Linked DNA regions of Homo sapiens: region 2 is linked to region 1. Evidence: read pairs that join two places in POLR2A ChIA-PET (ENCODE). Cell type or tissue: OCI-LY7. All regions are shown on one strand. Each heading gives the region's core, and the rest is flanking DNA. Links, peaks and the distances in the headings are about the cores only.

Region 1 (4,402 bases), core at 165-4,164:
GCTTCCCAGGAGGCTGAGGCAAGAGGATCACTTGAGCCCAGGAGTTGGAGGTTACAGTGAGCTATGACTGTGCCATGCACTGCAACCTGGCTGACAGAATGAGACCCTGTCTCAAAAAAGAACTTCACTTTTAAATGAAACTCAGTTATATCAGTATTTTTTAAAATTTACCATCTGCAAGTAATTATGGAGCTTGTGTTTTGTTTGAAAAGATAGTTGTGTTCATTTTACTCATACATTTACAGACTGTCTCAGCTGCTGCCAAGAATGGTACGTCATCGAACAAAAACAAAGAGGATGAAGACATAGCTAAAGGTAAATGATCAAGCACATGTAATTTAGTGTTGCTTAAAATATCTTTGCCAGGGCTGGGCGCGGTGGCTCACGCCTGTAATCCCAGCACTTTGGGAGGCCGAAGTGGGCAGATCATGAGGTCAAGAGATCGAGACCAGCCTGACCAACAAGGTGAAACCCCATCTCTACTAAAAGTACAAAAATTAGCTGGGCGTGGTGGCGGGCGCCTGTAGTCCCAACTACTCGGGAGGCTGAGGCAGGAGAATCGCTTGAACCCAGGAGGCGGAGGTTGCAGTGAGCCAAGATGGCACCACTGTGCTCCAGCCTGGCGATGGAGTGAGACTCCATCTCAAAAAATATATATATGTATTTGCCAGAACATTTTTTTGAAATAAAAATGATAATAAAACTAGCATACTTTTATTTTTACCTCAAATCTAAAAACTAGTAGCATCCAAAAAGTAAGGAAAACAAATGACATGCTATCAAATGAATTTAATTCATTATCTTTTTTCAGTAATATGTATTTGATGTGCTACCTTTGGAGAGATTACATTTCACCTTTTTTTAATGCCAAAGTTATGAGTCAAGCAGAGAAATATGTTCATGGCTTATCCTATATGGAAAGCTACCCATATTATAATGTCACAATCTGTTTGCTATAAAAATAATTGCTGCTGTGTATGACAGACCGTGATAATAAAGAATGAGCAAAAACTTTATTTTAAAAATGTCATGGTTCCCTGCCCTGCCCCACCCTCCCGAAAGTTAACTGTAGCATGTAATTAGACAAATAAAATGCTTGATTTATTCTTATTAAATTTTACATTGTCATCTAATGTTTATTTTATCAAAATTAATTCCAGTTTCTTTGCATTTTAATTTTTGAAACTAGCTATTGAATTATCGCTGCAAGAACAGAAACAGCAACACACAGAAACAAAATCCTTATATCCATCTTCAGAAATTCAGTTAAATAATAAGGTTGCACGGAAAGTGAGAGCTTTATATGATTTTGAAGCTGTTGAGGACAATGAACTCACCTTTAAACATGGTGAAATAATTATTGTTTTGGATGACAGGTAAGTTTTAAATCTTTATGGGAAGGTTTAAAGTGTAATGCCCTTAATTTAGAATCCAGAGTATTCAGTTCTTTGACTTTTAGTGTATTTAAATCATAATAGAACCATTTCATACCTTGTTTTTTCTAAAATAAAAGTTAGGCATGTAATGTGAGCCTCTTCTCGTTATATTTGATAATTTATGTTTGTTATATTTGATAATTTATATCTTGGATGAAAGATGTATTAAATAATATTGTTGATGACCACAATTGGGAAACATGTAAATACTCAGTTACTTGAATATGTTTACGTTGGCAGTTGTGTGTACTGAAATTATTGGCAGAAAAACTTTAGGAAGAAATACAGCAATATACCCTTGATCAGAGCACCAAAAGCTATACTTGGCTCCTCCCCAATTCTTAATCTACTACTGTATTCTCCTCAGAATTTCTCTGCCATTTAAAGCTGTCATAAAAAATAGATCAATCTCTGTAGAGCTTAATACTGTTCTGTACTTTTAAAAGAAATTCATGAAATTTAGCAAGAGTGAGAAGTAAGCTTGTTGCTGTGAACACAGATTGCAGATGTATTTGGTATCCATTATAAATAACTTAGTTATTTATAACACACTAGTCTAATATATTTCTAGTATTTTTTAAATAAAGGGTAGATAAATAATGGTTTTACTTTACTGTGGTAAATATTTCTTGAGAAAATGTTATGTAATCAACTATTTAATAACAAATGAGGACACAGTTCTGTCTTCATAAAACCTAGAATAAAATAAGGGAGTTAAAATTACCATATAGACAATTGTATGGAAGGCAGAATGTGGTGAATACCATAAAAGAGGTGCTGTTGGAGCCCAGATAGCAGATTTACACTTGGTGCAAGCATCTGGCAAAGAAGGCTTATCCTGCGGCTCCATTTCAGGTGTGTATCTTGATTGGTTTTGATAAGATAAAAAATTTTGCAAGAAGTTGAGGATGGGAAAAGGAAGGTCTCTTAGGCAATCAAGATAGTACCATCTTCACTTAGAAAATCTTTTTTCCATAAAGAAAAATTTTTTAAATAATCATTTGGAGTGGAACACCATGATCCCTGAAGGAGAATAGATAGAAATACAGATGTTTCTCAACTTATATTAGCCTACAGTTGGGCAAAATCATCTAACACAAAACCTATTTATTATAATAAAGTATTGAATATCTCATGTAACTTATTGAATACTGTACTGAAAGTAAAAACCAGAATGGTTTATGGGTATCTGAGTGTGTATCACTTTTGCACCATCGTAAGTCATGCCATCATGAGTTTGACACTGTCTGTAAAGATGGAGAGATAGTGTGGGCTCTGAACACTGACAGTCTGAAATGTCAGGCTTATGAGTGTCTTTTAGTTAGAGTACTTACAAAAGAACTTAGGTTTACCGTTTTGATACTCTTATACAACTATGAAGTTAAAGATATTTATAAAATAAAAACAAAATGAGTGGTTTTGTCTAAGATTTTAATTTAGAGCATTACTTTATATAACAAAATTTTCTAAAATAAATTACTGCTCACAAAACAATTTTCAGTTAAGATTTATCACCTCAAAAAAGAACTTTTTTATTTGTAACTGCTAAGAGAATTCAACATGAATGTGATGGAATTTGTAGGTCAATTGCTGTCATTTTGACGATAGGACACCCTACTTTTATAGTTGCTGTAAGCATGCTTATGGGTAAAATATTGTCATTTTAGGTGATTGGTAATCGCTGGTAGACAAATGCAAACTTGCATGCTAAAGTTAAATGACAGTCTTCGGTTAAAAGGAAGTCATCCAGAAAATGACTCTATTCATTGTTTTTATACTTTTGTGGAATTTGAAGCATAAAATTTTCACACACAGAAGTCCCTTGAAGTCCCTTGAAAATATATCATTCTTGGATCTCCATTTAAGAACCATGGAGCTGGCAGGGCGTGGTGGCTAACACCTGTAATCCCAGCACTTTGGGAGGCTGAGGCGGGCGGATCACGAGGTCAGGAGTTCGAGACCACCCTGGTCAATATGGTGAAACCCTGTCTCTACTAAAAATACAAAAATTAGCCGTGCATGGTGGCGCACGCCTGTAGTCCCAGCTACTTGGGAGGCTGAGGCAGGAGAATCGCTGGAACCCGGGAGGCGGAGGTTGCAGTGAGCCGAGATCGTGCCATTGCACTCCAGCCTGGGCGACAGAGCGAGACTCTGTCTCAAAAAAACAAACAAACAAACAAACAAAAAAACATTGAGCTGATAGAAAAGGTGCACATTTCTTATTTATTTATTTGAGACAGAGTCTTGCTTTATCGCCCAGGCTGGAGTGCAGTGGTGCCATCTCAGCTCACTGCAACCCCCGCCCCCTGTGTTCAAGTGATTCTCCTGCCTCAGCCTCCCCAGGAGCTGGGATTACAGGCATGCGCCACCATGCCCAGCTAATTTTTGTATTTTTAGTAGAGAGGGTTTCGCCATGTTGGCCAGGCTGATCTCAAACTCCTGACCTCAGGTAATCTGCCCATCTCGGCCTCCCAAAGTGCTGGGATTACAGGCGTGAGCCACTGTGCCGGCCCAAAGGCGCACATTTTTTATTAATGGAGTATATCAAGAAAAGCGTTTTACTTTCTACACTTTTAGCTTTATCTTACCACTCCATGTTTCTTTTCTTTTCTTTTTTTTTTTTTTTTTGAGACAGGGTCTCACTCTGTCGCCCAGGCTGGAGTGCAATGGCGTGATCTTGGCTCACTGCAACCTCCACCTCCCAGGTTCAAGCAATTCTCCCACCTCAACCTCCTGAGTAGCTGGGAATTCAGGTGTGCACCACCATGCCCGGCTAATTTTTTGTATTTTTAGGGGTAGAGACAGGGTTTAATCATGTTGGCCAGGCTGGTCTCAAACTCCTGGCCTCAAGTGATCCACCCGCCTCAGCCTCCCACAGTGCTGGGATTACAGGCGTGAGCCACTGTGCCTGGCCCACTCCATGTTTGTTTTCTGTGTACCATTTCAAATAATCAAGTGGAATTCTT
Region 2 (4,402 bases), core at 199-4,198, 300 kb after region 1:
CCAAGGGCATGGTATCACCGAGTGGGTAACTGTTCGCTGCCCGGGACTTCTGCTGATTAGGAGCTCTCTGCATCCATAGCCCATGCTGCAGGCCACATATTGCATAGTAAGGAGCTGACTACACTTGAACCTTTAAATTTATGAAAAATTGGCATAGCTGGTTTGCATAATTCATTGGGTTGCTTCTTTTTGCATTTCTTGTATGATTTTTAAAAATTGTTTTCCCTGATACTGAGTTTCTATCACTCTGATCTACTCAGCTGTGTTATTTCCTAAACAGCTAAAGAGAAAAATTGTCACAGATATACAGGCTGTGAAATTCTTCCTAGATGAAAATAAGCCACATATGTCAGTATTCATTCAGAAGCAGAAATTTGCTTTTCTCTGTGTTTTTTGAAAGCCTAAAAGCAGTTTCAAGTCATCTTCCAACCTGTATCTGTCTTTTAGCAGTGCAAAAGCAGTTTCCTAGAAATGACTGAGGCTTATACCATGTGCTGATATATACAAATTCTATCCATTCATTGGCAAAGAGAAGTGCTTTATTAAACTTATGGCAATTAAATGTGCCACTAATTATGTCTACAACCGTGACAATGTAACAAGTAGAACGGCCAAGTAGATATAAACCTCATTCAAATAACATTCTGCCATAGGTGCTGCTTACCCTCCTTGGGCTTTGCAATCCTGGCTGTGAATGTCAGGACCCATCCGGCCTAGGTATCCTTGGAAGGTTTTTCAGTTTGGCACTTTAAGAAACAGCAAGAAAATGATTTGTTGAGACTAATCAAACCCATATTATAGAATGAGACCCATGTAATCAAATTTTATGGTTCACATAAATAAAATGATATAAACAACCAACTCCAAGTCACATAAAATGTAGAACTTGCAGCACACTTTAGCCTGGAATGGCGGAAAGACTGGTCCTTTGTTCTGGTGCTGCCTCGTTTCCTCTTTCTTCCTCCTGTGCCATCTGAGTCTGTGGATGTCCTTTGGGGTGTAGCTGTCCTTGTCTCACTCAAGTCAGCACCTCGATGCCTCTATTTATGTCAAAGCATCATGGACAGTTCTGAGATTCTATATTTGTAACTGTTGAACTTTTACATGAGTTGGGGAGGGGCTTTTGATTGCAAGAGACAAGGAATTCCCTTGGGTTACTTTAGTGGAAAAGGGGATTTATTGTAAGCATATATGTTGACAGAAACTCTAGGCAGTAGCTGCTTTCCTTGGCACTCATGGCCATATGATCTCTTTCTTCCATTGTGCCTCTGCTTCTCTTTTTTTTTGTTTTATTTTCGTCCCTCTACAGATAACATTCTTTGGCTTACTCGTAACTTCCCCTTCCTTGTAAGTTCAGTTTTCACACATCTCTCCAAGCCTCCTTCCAAATCCAGAACTTTATGCTGCAGCTTCAAACGTTAACTGGCTCAGTCTCTTTATTTTTCTGAATTAAAGTCCCAGTGTGACATAGATTATTATGGATTTTAATACTTATCTCTCCCACCACACTTTATGCTTCTTGAGCATAAGATGTCTGTTTTCCTTGCCACTGTATACCCACAGTGCCTAGAAGAAAATAGGGACTGAGTATTTTATGAATGAATAAAATATGCAAAATAATCTGAAATCTACTAATAACTGTTCTTGGTTGGGGGGAATTTTCTACATGAGTTGAACTGGCTAAGTCTTCTCAAACATGAGTCCATTTGGACTGAAGTCATCTTATTCTTTTCCTAGTCTTGTTCCAAGAACCCCAAATGGCTTTCCAATTTAAGGCCAAAATTTTCCATAAAAATTGATGTGATGAAACATTTAAATAGTAAATGTTGGGAGAGAGATTGTTTCCATGGTGACTTCTGCTTCAGGAGTCCTTGTTCTAAGCACAGAAGAGAATGACTGAACTGAGACACCACTAACTTCACATCATCCAGTTGCCATTAACCTAATTTCAGCCAGCTTTATCAGTGCCGATGGCAGTGACCCTGTCTTTGATTCATTCCTGGGAGGTTCTTATTTTGGTAAAATGAGTTCATAAAAGCAGATGAAGGTGGTGGGAAAGGTCAATCCTACTATTGAAAGTTGAGATGTGAGCCGGGTGTGGTGACTCACGTCTGTAATCCCAGCACTTTGGGAGGCCGAGGCAGGAGGATCGCTGGAGCCCAGGAGTTTGAGACCAGCCTGGGCAACATGGTGAGATCTCATCTCTACAAAAAGTTAAAAAAGTTAGCCAGGCACAGTGGTGCATGCCTGTGGTCCCAGCTACTCAGGAAGCCGAGGTGGGAGGATCGCTAGAGCCCAGGTGTTCCAGGCTGCAGTGAGTTGTGTTTGCTCCAGTGCACCCTGGCCTGGGCCACAGAGCAACACTGTCTCAAAGAAAAAGAAAGAAAGAAAGAAAGTTGAGATGTGCTAACACTTACCTGTGGAATGACTTTTCTCTTTGTGTGGTGCCAAAGTTTTCTGGTTTCCCTCTGAAGAGTATATGTCTGGGGTATATCCTGTCTGTGTTCCCAGCCACACTGCAATGACAGGGGGGCCACCCTGCTCCTCTGGAACAGAACAACTTCCTGAGTACAGACCAGATGTTGAACAATGGCCTTACTGTCCGAAACGTGGACAGCAGATACTTCTTTTGTGACCCCCTGCTTTCCCTAACTAAACACCCCTTGTTCTTTTTTAACCATTTCACAAAATGATCTTGTGGTAGCAGAAACCACTGCCATGTGGTTTTCTGTTATTAATCCTAAACTTTCTTTCCTTATTGTTTTATCATAAAACAGATAATGTTATTTTCACAAGCATTCTGAAAATTACCTAAGTAAATGTTATTCCCTTCAACATAGTTACCTTAGGAGAAAAAATGTTTATTCCATTGATGTGGTCATTGCCCAAAACATGTCTAGAACTCCCTTCTCAGTGCCACAAACTTGCTTCTCTCATATTCCAAAGTGTGTAGAGTGCAGCTCTATAGGAATACATGGCTAAAGATGTGAATACACGTGGGTTTTTGTCATATTTTACCTGTAACACATTTACACTTACTTCATCTTTTTCTTTCTAAATAATGAAAAATCCGGCTGGGCGCTGTGGCTCATGCCTGTAATCCCAGCACTTTGGGAGCCAAGGCAGGTGGATCACTAGGTCAAGAGTTCAAGACCAGCCTGGCCAAGATGGTGAAACCCCATCTCTTCTAAAAAAAATACAAAAAAATTAGCTGGACGCAGTGGCAGGCGCCTGTAATCCCAGCTACTTGGGAGGCTGAGGCAGGAGAATTGCTTGAACTCAGTGGACAGAGGTTGCATTGAGCCGAGATCGTGCCATTGCATTTCAGCCTGGGCAACAGAATGAGACTCCGTCTTAAAAAAAAAAAAAAAAAAAAAAAAAAAAGATCCAAATATTGAATGAACACTTTCATTTTTATATTAATGTCTACATTCGTTCATGGATAACTGTGTAACTCTTCACTTGACCCTAACTTTAGAAACTGCCCATATAGCACCTCAAATTTGATTTTAGCTAATAGCTATTAAAAATGCTATTATCTGTGTTAAGTGGAATTTTAGGTTTCATTGCCTAAAACCTAAAATGGAAGTAAAGTGGATTTTCTTGTCATCTACAGGAAATGTTTGATGTTATATTGGATGAAAATCAGCTTGAGGATGCATGTGAACATCTAGGGGAGTACCTGGAGGCGTACTGGCGTGCCACCCACACAACCAGTAGCACACCCATGACCCCGCTGCTGGGAAGGAATTTGGGCTCCACGGCACTCTCACCATATCCCACAGCAATTTCTGGGTTACAGGTATTGTCACTTTTTCACTCATGCTTTTTACAACCTTACATGTAAAATTCTATGGGAACTTGATTAGGATGGAGACTGGAGTCATCCTTAATCTGAAGAGGGAACACTATGTGCACATTATATTTAAAAATCTTAAATATTATCTAATTATGATCTATCCTAGAGAAAACTACCCAGAGACTGACAATTTCCTGAGAATTATGCTGTCTGTGAATTTACAGTGGATTTTACTTAGGTAAATTAACTCCTCCTATGTCTAAACTCTGCTGGCAAACGTAATGCCTACTCAATGCACCTGCCCATTACTTTTTTTTAGAGACATAGTCTCACTCTGTTGTTCAGGCTGGAATGCAGTGATATGATCATAGCTCACTACAGCCTCAAATTCCTGGACTCATGGGCTTATGCAGTCCTGCTGCCTCAGCCTCCCAAATAGCTGGGACTACAGGCACATACCACACACATGGATAATTAAAAAAAAAAAATTGTAGAGACAGTGTCAGTGTCTCACTTTGTTGCCCAGGATGATCTCAAACTCCTGGCTTCAAGCAATCTTCCTGCCTTGGCCTCCCAAAATGTTGAAATTACCATCATGAGCCA

The links. ChIA-PET counts read pairs that join two places held together with the same protein. Peaks named below come from ENCODE experiments on the same cell type or tissue, not always from the same donor. Only the 100,000 strongest peaks of a DNase experiment are listed, where the experiment ranks them.
Region 2: POLR2A ChIA-PET joins it to region 1 with 10 read pairs; 2 of 35 experiments call an interaction of 5 or more read pairs at or near these places.

The regions. Positions count from the first base shown.
Region 1 is chr2:152,140,801-152,145,202 of GRCh38, reverse strand. STAM2 (signal transducing adaptor molecule 2) reads left to right here. Exons shown (of 14, transcript NM_005843.6): 6 at 246-315; 7 at 1,190-1,376. Among named protein-coding and RNA genes, the nearest start is that of STAM2, 33 kb to the left of the region's middle. In OCI-LY7, for the core only: no CTCF peak of the experiment used is centred there; no DNase peak of the experiment used is centred there.
Region 2 is chr2:151,841,303-151,845,704 of GRCh38, reverse strand. CACNB4 (calcium voltage-gated channel auxiliary subunit beta 4) reads left to right here. Exons shown (of 14, transcript NM_000726.5): 13 at 3,617-3,802. Among named protein-coding and RNA genes, the nearest start is that of ARL5A, 15 kb to the right of the region's middle. In OCI-LY7, for the core only: no CTCF peak of the experiment used is centred there; a DNase peak (open chromatin) is centred at 2,314; H3K27ac peaks cover 407 bases.